Regions from separate parts of the Homo sapiens genome. Here region 2 is linked to region 1. Evidence: chromatin contacts called from ENCODE Hi-C or POLR2A ChIA-PET data. All regions are on one chromosome and are shown on one strand. The core of a region is the stretch at or near the end of the contact, and the rest is flanking DNA. Distances in the headings are between cores, read along the strand shown. Region 1 has its middle 81 kb from the start of LINC00609. Region 2 holds the start of LINC00609 (long intergenic non-protein coding RNA 609).

Region 1 (6,906 bases), core at 2,088-4,587:
AGAGAGAAACTGGTATATAAGGTGGCTCTGGGAATTAGTGGAACCTCTTAACATTTACATAGAGATATAGGCACGGTATAACTAATACATAGATCCTGTTTGATTTAAAATATTGTCACTTTTGTTTCCTATTTTGCAAAACCCCAAAAAGTAATTTGGTGGACAGAGCCAAAGGGAGTCCACAAACCATAAGAACAAATCACCCCCATCTGATGGTATTGTAGTTACAGAGTATTTAACAATCCCATGTGACTCCTATATGCCAAAGCTCTTGTGATCTCAGAAACAATCAGTTGTTTATTTCAGTAAATTACTGGGCAGTGAGCTGTGGAAAACAATTCTGGCTTTGTTGCTGGGAAAAGCTGAGTTTAAGGCATGGATCTCTGCTCATTAGTTATGAGATCCTGAACACGTTTTTTTTTTTTCTTTCTTCACCTCTGTAAACTTTTGTTCATCTGTAACATGGGGCTAGCAATAGTACCCATCTGTGAGGGGGTTGTAAGGATTAAATGGAACAGTGTGGGTAAAATATTTAGAAGAGGCCCTGGCACATAGGCAGCGCTCAACAAATGTGGTTTTGCTTCTATCAGCCTCTCAGTTGCCTAACTGGGCCCTGAAGAAAGAGGACCTTCGCTGTAAATTTGCTTGTGGTTTTGCTTGTGCAGAAGTTTGCCTGCCTGAGAATGGAAAGCTGTGGCAGACATTAACCCATGTTCTCAGAGCAAGGGGGACCCTTAGGGGGAGCAGGATGTGGATGGAGAATGCTTTGCCAGGGATCAAAAGACATGGACTCTGGTCCAGGGTTCAAAACTATGTGACTTGAGATTTTCTGGGTTAGTTCCTCTCTCTCAGTGCCTAGCACACAGTAGGAATTTGTAAATATTTGTTGTCTAGATTAAAGAATTAATCCGTGAAATGAAGTGATTGGATGGAACCATTCAATCCATATCCTCTTACAGGGCTCCCCTTCCTAATGGAGAAAGTTCCTTAATGAATGGACATCTGCTGTCTGTCATGTAGAGCTTTCTATGGACACTTCCAGTTGCTCTGATTGTCAGGGGCTCCAGTTTTGGGTGGTAGCATGCTTCTGGGAATGGTAGTGGTTTAAGGAAGAAGTTTGAGAGGAGTAAAGAGATGGCTTTGTCAGAAGATGCTAAAAAAAGAAGTAGAATGCTTCCATAGGCAATCAGCCCTGTACTCTCCATTGTCCCCAAAGCACAGGCCTGCTCTATCTCCTTGGCATTCTCCATAGCTAGGACTTCTCCATAGTCCAATCAAACTCTCCCTTTTATGTTTATTTGAATCCTTTGGTAATTCTTTTTCTCTTCAGGATTGCCCTTGGAATTTTAACCCAACAGCACAAAACGTCTTCAACGAGGGCAAGTGTAGGGGAGGGGAGCAGTGAGATGATTTAACTTCATCATGAACTATTAGGAATGCATCTGGGCCCTAAGGAGTTTCCAGGGCTGATGGTGCTGCTTTCTTTCTACTCTTTTAGGGTTGCCCATAAGAGCAATTCATGAGAAGTTGTTCTCGTGTGCTGTGCTCCAGTGTAATTTGAGGTGGATTTCTTCCACACTCATTATACTTGGGTATGTGAGGTTGCCAGGATCATCACAGAACTTGAGCTGTCTCGTTCTTCAACTTTGGGCGACTGAGGAAAAAAGGAGCTAGAATGGTGAGAAATGAATTTTGGACAGGTCTGAGGAAGTCAGAAGTGAATTCACCTTTGCAAAAATTATAACTCAGAACATTATTACAGTGAAAGAGATCCGACTTAAATGACTCCATCTTGCTTCTGACCTTCAGGCTGCGCTTGTTCTTTCCTGGGTGTAGGTGAAATAACTTTTGGAGGAACTTAGTTTATAGTTTACCTTTGAAACAAAGTTACAGCTGACAATAACATCCCTTTCCCCAAACAAATCCTCTTCCTGCCTAGGGACTAGACAGCCTTTGCAGGATTAACAAATTAGCCACAAAATTTGAAATTATGGTTTAGGAGTCATGCAGCTGGAGGCTGCAAGATTCTGAACCTCCCCAAATTGCTCCTGGGAATAACATCACTATTGTAAAACCTAAGATTAGGGCTTGAGATATTTTGCAGACCTTGTACTCAGTGGGTCAGCTGGCACCACTCAGATCGATAAACTGGCTCATGTGGTCTTATGGCCCCCACTCAGGAACTGACTCAGCACAAGAGGACAGCTTTGGCTCCCTATAATTTCATCTCTGACCTGACCAATCAGCACTCCCCACTTTCCAACCCCCCTACCCACCAAATTATCCTTAAAAATCCCAATCTCTGAGTTTTGGGGGAAACTGATTTGTGTAATAATAAAACTCCATTCTCCCTTACAGCCGACTCTGCGTGAATTAAATCTTTCTCTATTTTTTTTTTTTTTTTTGTCTGTTTGTTTTGAGACAGAGTCTCACTCTGTCGCCCAGGCTGGAGTCTTGTTCTGTCTGCCAGGTTCAAGCGATTCTCCTGCCTCAGCCTCCCAAGTAGCTGGGATTACAGGCGCCTGCCAGCCACCACACCCAGCTTATTTTTGTATTTTTAGTAGAGATGGGGTTTCACCATGTTGGCCAGGCTGGTCTCTAACTTCTGACCTCAAGTGATCCACTCACCTCAGCCTCCCTAAGTGCTGGGATTACAGGTGTGAGCCACCGTGTCCGGCCTAAACTCTTTTGTATTGCAGTTCTCCTGTCTTGATAAATCAGCTTTGTCTAGGCAGCAAACAAAGAGAACCCATTGTGTGGTTAAAGCAGTTTAAGAAAATAAAGTTGAGATAAAACATAGCATGATATTTAAGACTTACTGTGTATCAGGTATTGTATAAGCTTCTAAAATACATCACTACTCTCAATCTTCAAATTATCTTATGACACGAGTAATGTAGATATCCTTATTTTACAGATGACAAAACTGAGGCACAGAGAGATGAAGTAAGTTGCCTAAGGTCACACGGGAAGTGGCAGAACTGGGATTTAAACTTAGAAAGTCTTGCTGCAGAACATGCGCTTTCGTACAGCTAGCATTTAGGGAAATGCCATAGCGATACTCTGGTTGCCTTCAGCTCGGGCAGCATAGGACCAAGTCTTGCAGGGTTCCTGCACCTTGAACAATATCCAGAATTATACAGAAACATTTGGACCTCCACGAGAGCCAAAAATAGACCAGCAAGGGCAAATGACTCCTGTATCTACTTCTGAATGCGTGGTGTCCCAGGCTGTCATTTCTATTAGAGATGTACTTGCCTTCCTAGGGTCATAGTGCGGTGCTTCAAGCCACACCTTCACTCTTCTACCCCGCTGCCCAACCACTGTCAGCTCCAGCCATCACCATTCTACGCCATTTCACTCCACAGCAGCTGGAATGGCTGACAGTGTTCCAATAATTGTCTTAGTTTTGGCGAGTGTTCCACACTCAAATACATCTGCTCTTTGTTCTCAGTGCCTCCCAGAAAATTCCACGATAGATAAAAATAATGTCTAGGTCCCCACTCTTGTTTGCCTCTAGGTGTGGCCATATGACTCATGCTTGCCAGCGGCATGTGAGCAGATGGGGTCTCCCAAGTCTGGGCCTTAGGACACTGAGCATGCACTCGTCCACATGCCGTCTTTCCCTTCTGGAGAGCTGGAATATAGAGGTGCCTATGACTCTGCTTTGATCAAGCAGGAAAGGGCAACACCCTAGGCTCCTCCTACTCAGAGTATGCTTCATATCCGGGCAGCCAGGCATCACCTGGGAGCTTGTTAGAAATGCAGACTCTTGCCAGGCGTGGTGGCTCATGCCTGTAAACTGAGCACTTTGGGAGGCTGAGGTGGGTGGATTGCTTAAGGTCAGGAGTTCAAGACAAGCCTGGCTGACATAGCAAAACCCTGTCTGTACCAAAATATACAAAAATTAGCCAGGCGTGGTGGTGCATGCCTGTAGTCCCAGCTACTCGGGAGGCTGAGGCGGGAGAATCACTTGAACCCGGGAGGTGGAGGTTGCAGTGAGCTGAGATAGCACCACTGCACTCCAGCCTGGGTGACAGAGCAACACTCCATCTCAAAAAAAATGCGGCCTCTCAAGCCCTATCCCAGACATCAAATCAGAACCTGCATTTTTAACAAGAGCTGGATGATTCACACGCACATTAAAATTTTATGAACCAACAGCGTAGAAAAATCCTGGTTCTCTGAGTGATCACATGGAGCATGGCTTCCCTGATGACTGTTCCTCTCATTTGAGGAGTGTTACAGCAAGAATAGCATAAGCCTCTGTGGTAAGCCACTCTAATGTGGGGTCTGTTTGTTACAATGGCTTAGCCCTCATCCTAAGTAATGCTGTATTGTTATCCTGGTTTTAAGGATGAGAAAAGTGAGATTTAGAATGTGTACCTTCAGGGCTCTGACAGGAAGCAGGATTCAACTTGAGTGGTTTGAACAGAGATTAAGGATGGAGGGCTGGTGTAAGGGCAGGGTTAAGGACAAAGTGCTCATGTAGGGTTTTTTTCCCAGGAAGCTTGGCAGTAAAGGGAAGGAAATCAACTGGTGGCTGAAAGTAGCCTGGGGGTCAGGAACCTGAATATATTGGTGGGCAGTGGGAAAGGAACCAGTAGAATGGAAAAGATCAATGTTAAGGGAGGGTTTGATGGGATCCTGAAGGAGGGGAAGAACAAAAGCATGGTCTAGGCCAGGCGTGGTGGCTCACACCTGTAATCCCAGCACTTTGGGAGGCTGAGGCGGGCAGATCACTTGAGGCCAGGAGTTCAAGACCAGCCTGGGCAACATGGTGAAACCCCGTCTCTACTAAAAATACAAAAATTACCAGTGCATGGTGGTGCACGCCTGTAGTCTCAGGTACTCTGGAGGCTGGGAGGCAGGAGAATCGCTTGAAGCCGGAGGCAGTGGGCTGAGATTGTGCCACTGCACTCTAGCCTGGGTGACGGAGTGAGGTTCCATCTCAAAAAAAAAAAAAAAAAAGCATGGCCTGAGGGGAGAGGATGTTTCCTCTGAGATGGGGGAAAGCGATAAAGATGTGTGTGGAGGTGGTCAGTGTGTGATGTGTGTGTGTGTGCATGCCTGTGTGAGTGTGTGTGCATGAGTATGACTAGGCTTGAGGGAACTCATATCTTCTCTGTGAAGTGGGAGACGAGGTCTTGTTCTGAGAGAGAAGGGGCCATTTCCTGCACTAGTTTGAGGAGACCCTGTGTGAATCAGTGAGGGAAAATGGTGAGTAGATGTGGGGCAGGGCTGTGTGTAGAGTGAACATCTTGACTGCTTTAAGTCTCTCTGCTTTGTTCCTGGGCACAAGGTGGTCAAATTGGAGAATCACTGTGGTCTGGTAGGAAGTTGTAGTTTTTGATGAGGAATATCCTATATTAGATACAGTTTGGTAAAGAACTTCCTTAGAGTAAAATCTGGACAATGGCATCATATCCTGAACAAGCACATAATATTTGAGGCAGTAAAATGGCATGATAATTTCTTTGTCCTTTGGTAGAAGCTGCACCCTGGACCCTGGGCTGAAGCCCACATGTTCCCCTGGTTGCTTTGAGAGAATGAGACCGTGTACAATAGAGTGTCCAGCTTTCGCTTCACTAACTCAAGCCCCTGTTCAGAATTCACATGTGGGAAAATTATTTGGAAGATGCCAATAAGGTTAGAGCTGACTGCCAACAGTTCTGTGTATTGTATGCCAGACAGCCTGGAAAGGTGGGGACTTGGCCTGGGGGACTCAAGGTGCTTGTCACCTACTCAGCAGGCTCTGGCTGGCAATGCCCAGGTCCCTGGGACATTGCCATCTGATAATCATCTCCACATTAGCTGGCTTTGCTGGCCAAACCATCAGGCCAGCTGGTGGCTTCTCTTTGGCAGCTGTTTCAAGAAAAGGATTTCTTTTACAGAGACAATGGATTTTTTCATCCATGTTTGAATGGATTTGGGGGTCTCTCCAAGAGTGCTGAATTGTCCAACTTAAAAAAAATAAGTGAACAGGGACACATAATTTTTGACCTGCCTATAACTTCTGACTCTACGTCTACAGAGTTAAAGTGCTCCACTTTGTACCTGCTGTATGTAACCATTTCTGAATGATTTTTTCATGTTGGGATATCATGTTGTATATAGGCAGGGGATGATTTTAGAAGCATTATTAAATGTTATCACAAGTTTCACAGAAAGATTTATATTCACATAAGATAATATGGTATAATGCATGAATTACTAGATATTTAATTACATAATTTTTTATATAAATTCATTAAATACTTTTATATAAAATTTTTAACATTTTTTTCTTAACTTGAGGAATAACCAGGCCTTCTTGGGAGAATAACCTGTTCTGAACACTGTTTCTTTTTAACAGAAAAAACAAACTTGATTATCTAATCATTTATTAAATAGAAAGAAAAAATTAAAATTTAGTTAATGGAACAATCATCTGCTTTAGGTTTGTCATATATTTCTGGCTAAGGTAGTATATTGATTTTGCTTTGGAAAAAACTTTATTAAATATATTTTCTAGTTATAGGCAAACATATAAAAAATAAGCATGCATGAAAAAAGTCCTCATAGATGTTGTTAAATGGAAAAAGCAAGTTATAAAATAATACATATCGTGTGATTCCCAAACTTATAAAACAAATAAGTAATATATCTACATACAGATATACAGAGATGCATTTGCATGTATCTAGGTGTGTAAAAAGTGATTGGAAGTAATGCTGAGATTTTCATTTCATTTATTACTGACTTTCTTGCATTTACTGTTTTCCTGGATACAGGTACTTCTCATGTGTGAGCAGATGGGCGTAGGTTCTTAAAAATAAAGAGCATGATGCTTCTCAGATGAGGGTGGTAACTGAGACCTCTTGATGAACTTAAAGTGCTGGATGTCACATTATTTTCCAGGAGGAG
Region 2 (6,906 bases), core at 1,193-3,692, 81 kb after region 1:
TTGATTTCACTACCGGATGGAAATTATATCTGTGTAGATGTTGCTAAGCAACAAGAGATCAGAAACCTATAAGGAGTGACCATATAATGCAAAGCATTGAGTCAGCCAACTGAGTTCCTCCTGCACTTATTTTTTAGAACCTGCTTATAAAAGAAGCAATGTCCACAATGTGTGGGGGGAGGAAAGTCTCCTGGGACCTTAAGAGGAAAGCGTACACTTCATCATAATTTGCCTGCAATGATCAGCAAACGAAAAAGTCAATACACAACCTGAAAAATGGTCATTGTTTGTGATTTAAAAGAAGAGTAAGCTTTAGGAATAAATACTAACATCACTGGGAACTCTGTCTCATCCTCACATCCTTTGAAAAGGCATTTGTAAGTGTTAAAATCCTTTCCCCTTGAAATACCACAAAGCTGCAAATATTTATTAAAACATCCAAATCAGTAATGTCTTTCTGAGATTTACAAGGATATTATTAGGTGGTCAGTGAACTTGAGGGTTTTTTTGCAAGTCAGTGGGACCTAAAAACTTTTCCTTTGGCTGGTCAGAGAAGCAGGCTGAGAAAGGGGGACTCTTACTGAGGGTTTTGTGAATAGCCTAGTAGCAGGTGCACACGAAAACACTAATGGTCAGAATAAAGTCTACACCCCTTAACTGTTCCTCACCAGCAATCATTTTCATTATTTCTGCTCAGTGACCTTTCATTCCCTCCATTTTTCTCTGATAATTAGATTTCTTAAATTAAAAAAGGTAGGGGGAGAAATGATAAGCTCAATAGAAGACAAACAGGAATTGAATGGATGTATGCATTTATTTTTAATATGTTTTAGCAAAACCTGTATGTACCTGCCCCCCCCCCGCAACACATACACATCATTGGGCTTTAGAATCCTTGCTGAGATGTGGGTTTGAGGGAGATAACCACGTGTGGTGAGTTGCAGAGCCTGCCCTCCGCCTGCCACCGTTGCTGTGGGGAGCGCACTCTCTGTCGAGCGCTGCTGTAGCAGACCCACCAAATCCCATGTAAGTGGTCAGAGCACAAATGAGGTTGTCGGTGGGTAGTCCTACCCTATTCATGAGCTCTTTCAGAACAATTTTCATTACTTTTTTTAAATACTGTTTTTGGCAAACACTTGATACTTGAAATAAAAAATGCATGAGTCACCTACTGGGATAGGCACAGTGTGTGGTTCATTGAATTTAGCTAAATTGTGAGTCATCCATCAATAGTCCTCTTGGTGAACATACTTGTAATAATTTCACACATTACAAACAAAAATAGGTATGATTTTCAAGATTCTTGAAGCTGTTTCCCTTGGGGATTCTTTGGATTGTGTTTAGAGTTTTTTGTGTTGCTAGGTGGTGAGAAACTTGTCAGCTTTGTTTTCAGATGGATCCAAGGCTTGTGTCTCTGTCACGTGATAAAAGAACTTTGGTTTGGGAGGCTCAGGGGCAGAGTATGAAGCTGAGCGTCATGAAGTGGGGGGAAACAGGAATTAGCGATTAATATTTGTCCTTGTCAGATCATTGACTTTTAAGATTGATTTTGGCATCTGAAAAATGTTTGGCTCCACTCTCAGGACAGAGTCAGAGCAGTAAGAATATGCACCTGTGTCCCCCACCCCCTTTTTTCTGATAGGAGAGAGCTGAGCAGGGTGGTTATGTGTCTGTGCACTACTGCCCTCTGTTGGATGGCACTAGAATTTCTCTGTATCCACACCCCAGCTGAATGAGCGCTCCTGGTTGGCTGGCAGGTGACCCAGGCAAATATGTCATTATTGGACTAAGACCAATTAAAAAAAAATAGTTGGCCTGTATAAACTAAGAGAGACCTCTCTCTGGTGGAGAAATAAGAGTGTAGACTTTCTGACCTGTAGGGTTCTTCTATTCTGGTGGCTGCCGGGCAAGAGGCTGGCATCTGCTGCTGAATGACAGGACAGACTTTGTGATTAAACTGCTAGATCTTTGGCTTTTCAGGAAGTGAAAATAATCACAAGATAAAGTATCCTTACTTGCATTTTTCCCCTTTCATAAGTGCAATAGGGCATAAAAGGGCTTTGGCTTTTGGCTACAATCAGAGGTGAAAGTTTTTATATGGATATAAGAAGAGAAGTTAAAGCTCTTTGCAAACTATGGCTAAAGTGCCATGTCAGTAAGACGTATACAGTGACCCAGGACACTGGCTGGGAAGTTTTCTTTGTTTTGGCAGATTCCTCTGCCCTCCTTCACCTTCTCCAAGGTAGCGAGAGTAAGTGTCCAGGCATGAGCCTTGGGGATACTGTCCTGCCACTACTGGCTGAGTAACTTGGGAAAGTTGTCTGACTCTTGGGCCACATTTTTTCTTTTGTGTAAAATGAGGCATTTGAAATAGATGCTATCTCAGAGTCGCTTCATTTCTGAGATGCAATAAATTATCTTTTCTTCCTAGATGATAATGTAAGCACAAAGAACAAAACTATTTAAAGACCACACACATACCCTCTCAAACAAATCACCTCCCTTTGGGAAAGCAACATGTTCACTGTGATAATTCAGCATCAGGACCTGAGGTGGTGGGAACAGCTTTGGCTGGTTTGCTGCTCTCCAAGGAGCTCCTGTGCCGGCCGCATTGGACAAGCATCTCTGCCCTGCGGCGCAGAGTCTCCAGGACCAGCAGATGGCGGACTTGCACAGTCCACACATTTTCCAGGTTCTCAAGGTAAATGGTACTGATTAACATCCAGAAATAACACCCACTGATGTTTGAACAAATTGCAGCGTTTTCCAGGCCACTAAAACCATGGCACTTTGTGAGCTGGAACATTTGCTAATATTTAAAATGGTTAGAAAGATTGTTAATCTATAATACTTTCGAGTGTTAACAGCCTCTTTCACCCACGCATCAGAAACCCTTAATAAATTGGCCTTCTTTTTTTTCAGGTGGGGAAATTAGGGCAGAGGGTCAATTGGCTAAGATCACAGCAGAACTAGTCCAAATAATTCAGACTATACACCTTGGTGATCTTTTAGAATTGTCGTTCCTCTTGCCCTTCCTTTCTTTAATGCCCACTTCTCTTGGTTGTGGAGGGGAATGTGTGTGTTGACTGGGGATATGGAAGAGGAATTGACGTCTTCTGCACTTTGGGGCATTGCCACCTGCCATGGTCATCAAAGCTCCTGATCGCCACAACCTGTATTCAGAATACCTGTGATAATAAGAACTGGCATTTATTGATTACTTACTTTGAGCCAGGCATTGTTCTAAGCATTTCTCACACACTAATCATTTAATCCTTCCAGCAGCCCATAAAGGAGGCAGAGAGAGTAAGTAACTTACCTAGAATAACAGATCTTTGTATTTTTCTAGGCTCTAAAAGCAGCAATGACTTCAATCTATTTTTTAGTGGTAATCACTCTTTCACCCCAGATATTTTCCAGCTAACAGATCATTGACTGATTTTTAATATTTAAATTGAGAAATTTATTGGAGCTTTGGTGATAATCATGTAAGTAAGCCCTGGTTATAGTAGCTTGTAATGCTATTATTAGTGTTCAAGATTTCCTTTCACAACCTTGTGCTTAGAAGGAATGATTCACTAGAAATGGAAATAAGATGTAAATGAAATGGGGAAGCTTGGCAATTTAATCACTCAAGTAATACATATTTTCAAAGTGCTCACTTAATCCACTAGTCACAAGGCGGCATTAGAGATGTGTTGGGGGGTTTCACTCCAACAACATTTATTTATTTCAAAAACATACATAGTGGTTACTGCATACCAGGCACAAATATTAGTTCACTTAATTCTCCTCACAACTATGATGAGCCCCTTTTACAGATGAGGAAACCAAGGTTCAGAGAGGTAAGAAACATAGCTAGTAAGTGGCAGATCAAGATTTAAACCAGCCCCTAGCTTCTGATCCATGCTCATAACTACGAGGCTGTGCTACCCCTATCAATAGAAATCAGGTATGCTGGCGGGACGTACAGTAATTTAACCAGAGTCAAAGACAGAAACAAACAGTTATAGTGTTGATTTCCTCCTAACAACAATCCTTATATAGCAAATAATTTCTTTCTTTCCCTCTCTCTCTCTCTTTTTATTTTTTGAGACAGCGTCTCACTCCATCACCTAGGCTAGAGTGCAGTGGCACGATCTTGGCTCACTTCAGCCTCCACCTCCTGGGTTCAAGCGATTCTCATGCCTCAGCCTCCTGAGTAGCTGGGACCACAGGTGCATGCCACCATGCCTGGCTAATTTTTGTATTTTTAGTAGAGACGGGGTTTCGCTATGTTGGCCAGGCTGGTCTTGAACTCCTGGCCTCAAGTGATCCACCTGCCTTGGCCTCCCAAAGTGCTGGGATTACAGGTGTGAGCCACTGTGCCTGGCCATTATATAGCAAATAATTTCTAAAATAAAAAGTGAGACTAAAAATAGCTAAGTTAGCTACTGGCCTTGATAAAGGAGAATAGGAATTATAAAGAACAGGAAACTGTAGGGAGACCTACAGATGTTTTGTTTGTTTGTTTTTGAGACAGAGTCTCACTCTGTCTCCCAGGCTGGAGTGCAGTGGCATGATCTCAGCTCACTGCAACATCTGCCTCCCAGATTCAAGTGATTCTCATGTCTCAACCTCTGAGTAGCTGAGACTATAGGCGTGTGTCACCATACCCGGCTAATTTTTGTATTTTTAGTAGAGATGGGTTTTCATCATGTTGGCCAGGCTGGTCTCAAACTCCTGGCCTCAAGTTTTCTGCCTGCCTCAGCCTCCCAAAGTGCTGGGATTACAGGGGTGAACCACTGCACCTGGCCTGTTTTTTAAAATGGGTAGTGATGTTTGTGATACTTAGAACAATAATTAGTTCATCATTTTTACTGAAGACTAAGCAAAAGGAAGTTGTGTGATATCACAGTTGTGTGTGAGTGAACATCTGTTGTTTTTCTCCTTCCCCTTTCTGTGATGATGTCGTCCTTCACGGCATGTTTCCTAGGAGAAAAACCTTCTCCATTTATAAGGTGCATGGAATCCGCTGGGGATCTTGTTGAACTCTGGATTCTGATTTGGTGGGTCTGGGATGCAGCTCCAGATTCTGCATTTCTAACCAGCTACTAATGCTGCTGGTGTGCGGCCTGCTGGGAGTGGCAGGACTCCTTACCTTCCTCATCCTGCTTGGGTGTGGGGTTGCCAGAGACAGTACCTTCCACATCACATTCCTTCTACCTTCTGCATAGGAGTGGTTGTCATGTGATCCAGATTTGACTAGATATGATTCTTATCTGGAATTTGGTTCTCCTGCTCCCAACTCATATACCTAGGAGAAGCCTGGCTTCAGGAGGAGGCAAGGAAGCCAATTCACTGAGAGCTGCAGAAAGAGGAAAGGAGAAGGGGGAGAGAGAACAAGGATGACTGGATGATGTGCTTTGAGTTCTGGAGGCCAGCTCTATCCAGGAACACAAGCCAATAAAGTCCCTTTATGCTTAAGCTAATTTGTATAGTTTCTGTTACTTGCAATTAAAAGGGTTCTGCCTAATACGGAAGTAATTTAGATTTGATATAAAGGAGAATTCTTTACTGTAACAGGAGGGCGCTTTGCAACTCTTGCTAAAGACCATTGGGAACAGAACAGATACTGAGGTTATTTTAGGGAGACTTGCAAGAATAATATTAAAATATTTAATAATTAGCATGGCATGGATGCTGACCAGTCAAAACAGACACCAGCCACAGTGACATTCTGGGAACGCCAGCCTTGGTCACCTGGATGCCATTTGTAGTAGGTACAGGATCTACAGTATTTTTGTGTTGTGAGTTATATGCCTGCATTCTTTAGGCATATAATTTTGCTAAGGAGGCTTTCATTAATGCTTTAAAAGATACAATGTTCTCTTACCTTTTTTTAAAATAAGTTATAAACTTCCATTTTCCCCCAATATTTTTACACAGGGTTAATTCATTGTGATGTCAGGTGATCATCTTCATTTTTTTAGAATAATCTTCAGAATGTTCTCCTATAAAATTAATTTTAATATCCCTAGCCTTTACTTAAATAGGACTATCTTATATTATTCTAAATGTATTAAGTAGATAACTGATTAATATTACAAAAATGGATACCTTTAATCTTTAGGAATTCTAGAATATTAGATGAAGTCGAGAGTGATATTACAATTTGGTTTTACTTAAACATGCTAAAAATATACCAGAAGAAGCCAGAGTCAGTTTCCAGGAGTTACAACTATGGTGTATTCTATCTTTAAAATATGCTGTTATGAAGAGAAGTGGGCTAAAAGGCACAAACATACAGTAAGAGAGAAGGAATAAATTCAATGTTTGATAGCAGAGTAGGATGATTATACTTAACAAACATGTATAGTACTCAGGTGACGGACACCCTAAATACCCTGAGTCACTCACTACCCATTATGTGTAACAAGATGTCTGATCTACCCCACAAATTTGCGCAAATAAAAAAATAAAATACTCTATTAATCTCACCAGGAGTGGAATAAATTTTTGTGCTTGTGGATTGGTGGACAAGGGGAATAATGGTGATGGAAAAATCCTGGAGACGCTTAGGCCCAGTCACTCTTTTAATGCTTTCTTTGCTTACTTAGTTTAAAGGTGGGAGCATTGCATTAGAAGCCCAGAGATCCGGCTTTTAGTCTGACACCTCCCTGAATTCCACTCTGCACCCCCACCTCACCGTCTCAGTTTCTGCTTCCCCGGCCCGCCCTGAAGCCCCACTCTTTTGTTGTAGAACAGCATTAGTAGAGTCTATCAGAGGGAAGAGGCTCTTTCTAGGAATAAGATGCTACACGTTATTCTTAAAGGGAACGTGCTGCAAGCTCAGAGGCTAAGATTCTCCAAGAAAGAGTCAAAAGGCCTTGATACAACAAAGCAGGATTCCAGAGCAGCCTGGCA

Evidence for each region. A loop is a pair of places that touch in the nucleus more often than their neighbours do. ChIA-PET counts read pairs that join two places held with the same protein, here RNA polymerase II (POLR2A). Pooled maps may share reads with other maps.
Region 2: a map of dorsolateral prefrontal cortex shows a loop between it and region 1 (2.4-fold over the local background). The contact joins the promoter of LINC00609 here to the enhancer-like site in region 1. A Hi-C loop is called at or near these places in 2 of 168 maps with a recorded cell type or tissue (PC-9 and dorsolateral prefrontal cortex) and 3 of 50 pooled maps. POLR2A ChIA-PET finds 5 or more read pairs at or near these places in 1 of 52 experiments (activated CD4-positive, alpha-beta T cell).

The regions. Positions count from the first base shown.
Region 1 is chr14:35,985,762-35,992,667 of GRCh38, forward strand. No RefSeq gene overlaps it. Among named protein-coding and RNA genes, the nearest start is that of LINC00609, 81 kb to the right of the region's middle. Within about 2 kb of position 3,338, at least 2 of the 41 ENCODE cell types and tissues checked have a DNase peak (open chromatin) inside an H3K27ac peak, as active enhancers do; they include dorsolateral prefrontal cortex, where a contact is called at or near this core.
Region 2 is chr14:36,067,985-36,074,890 of GRCh38, forward strand. It overlaps LINC00609 (long intergenic non-protein coding RNA 609), which reads left to right and starts at 2,443. Exons shown (of 3, transcript NR_073454.1): 1 at 2,443-2,701.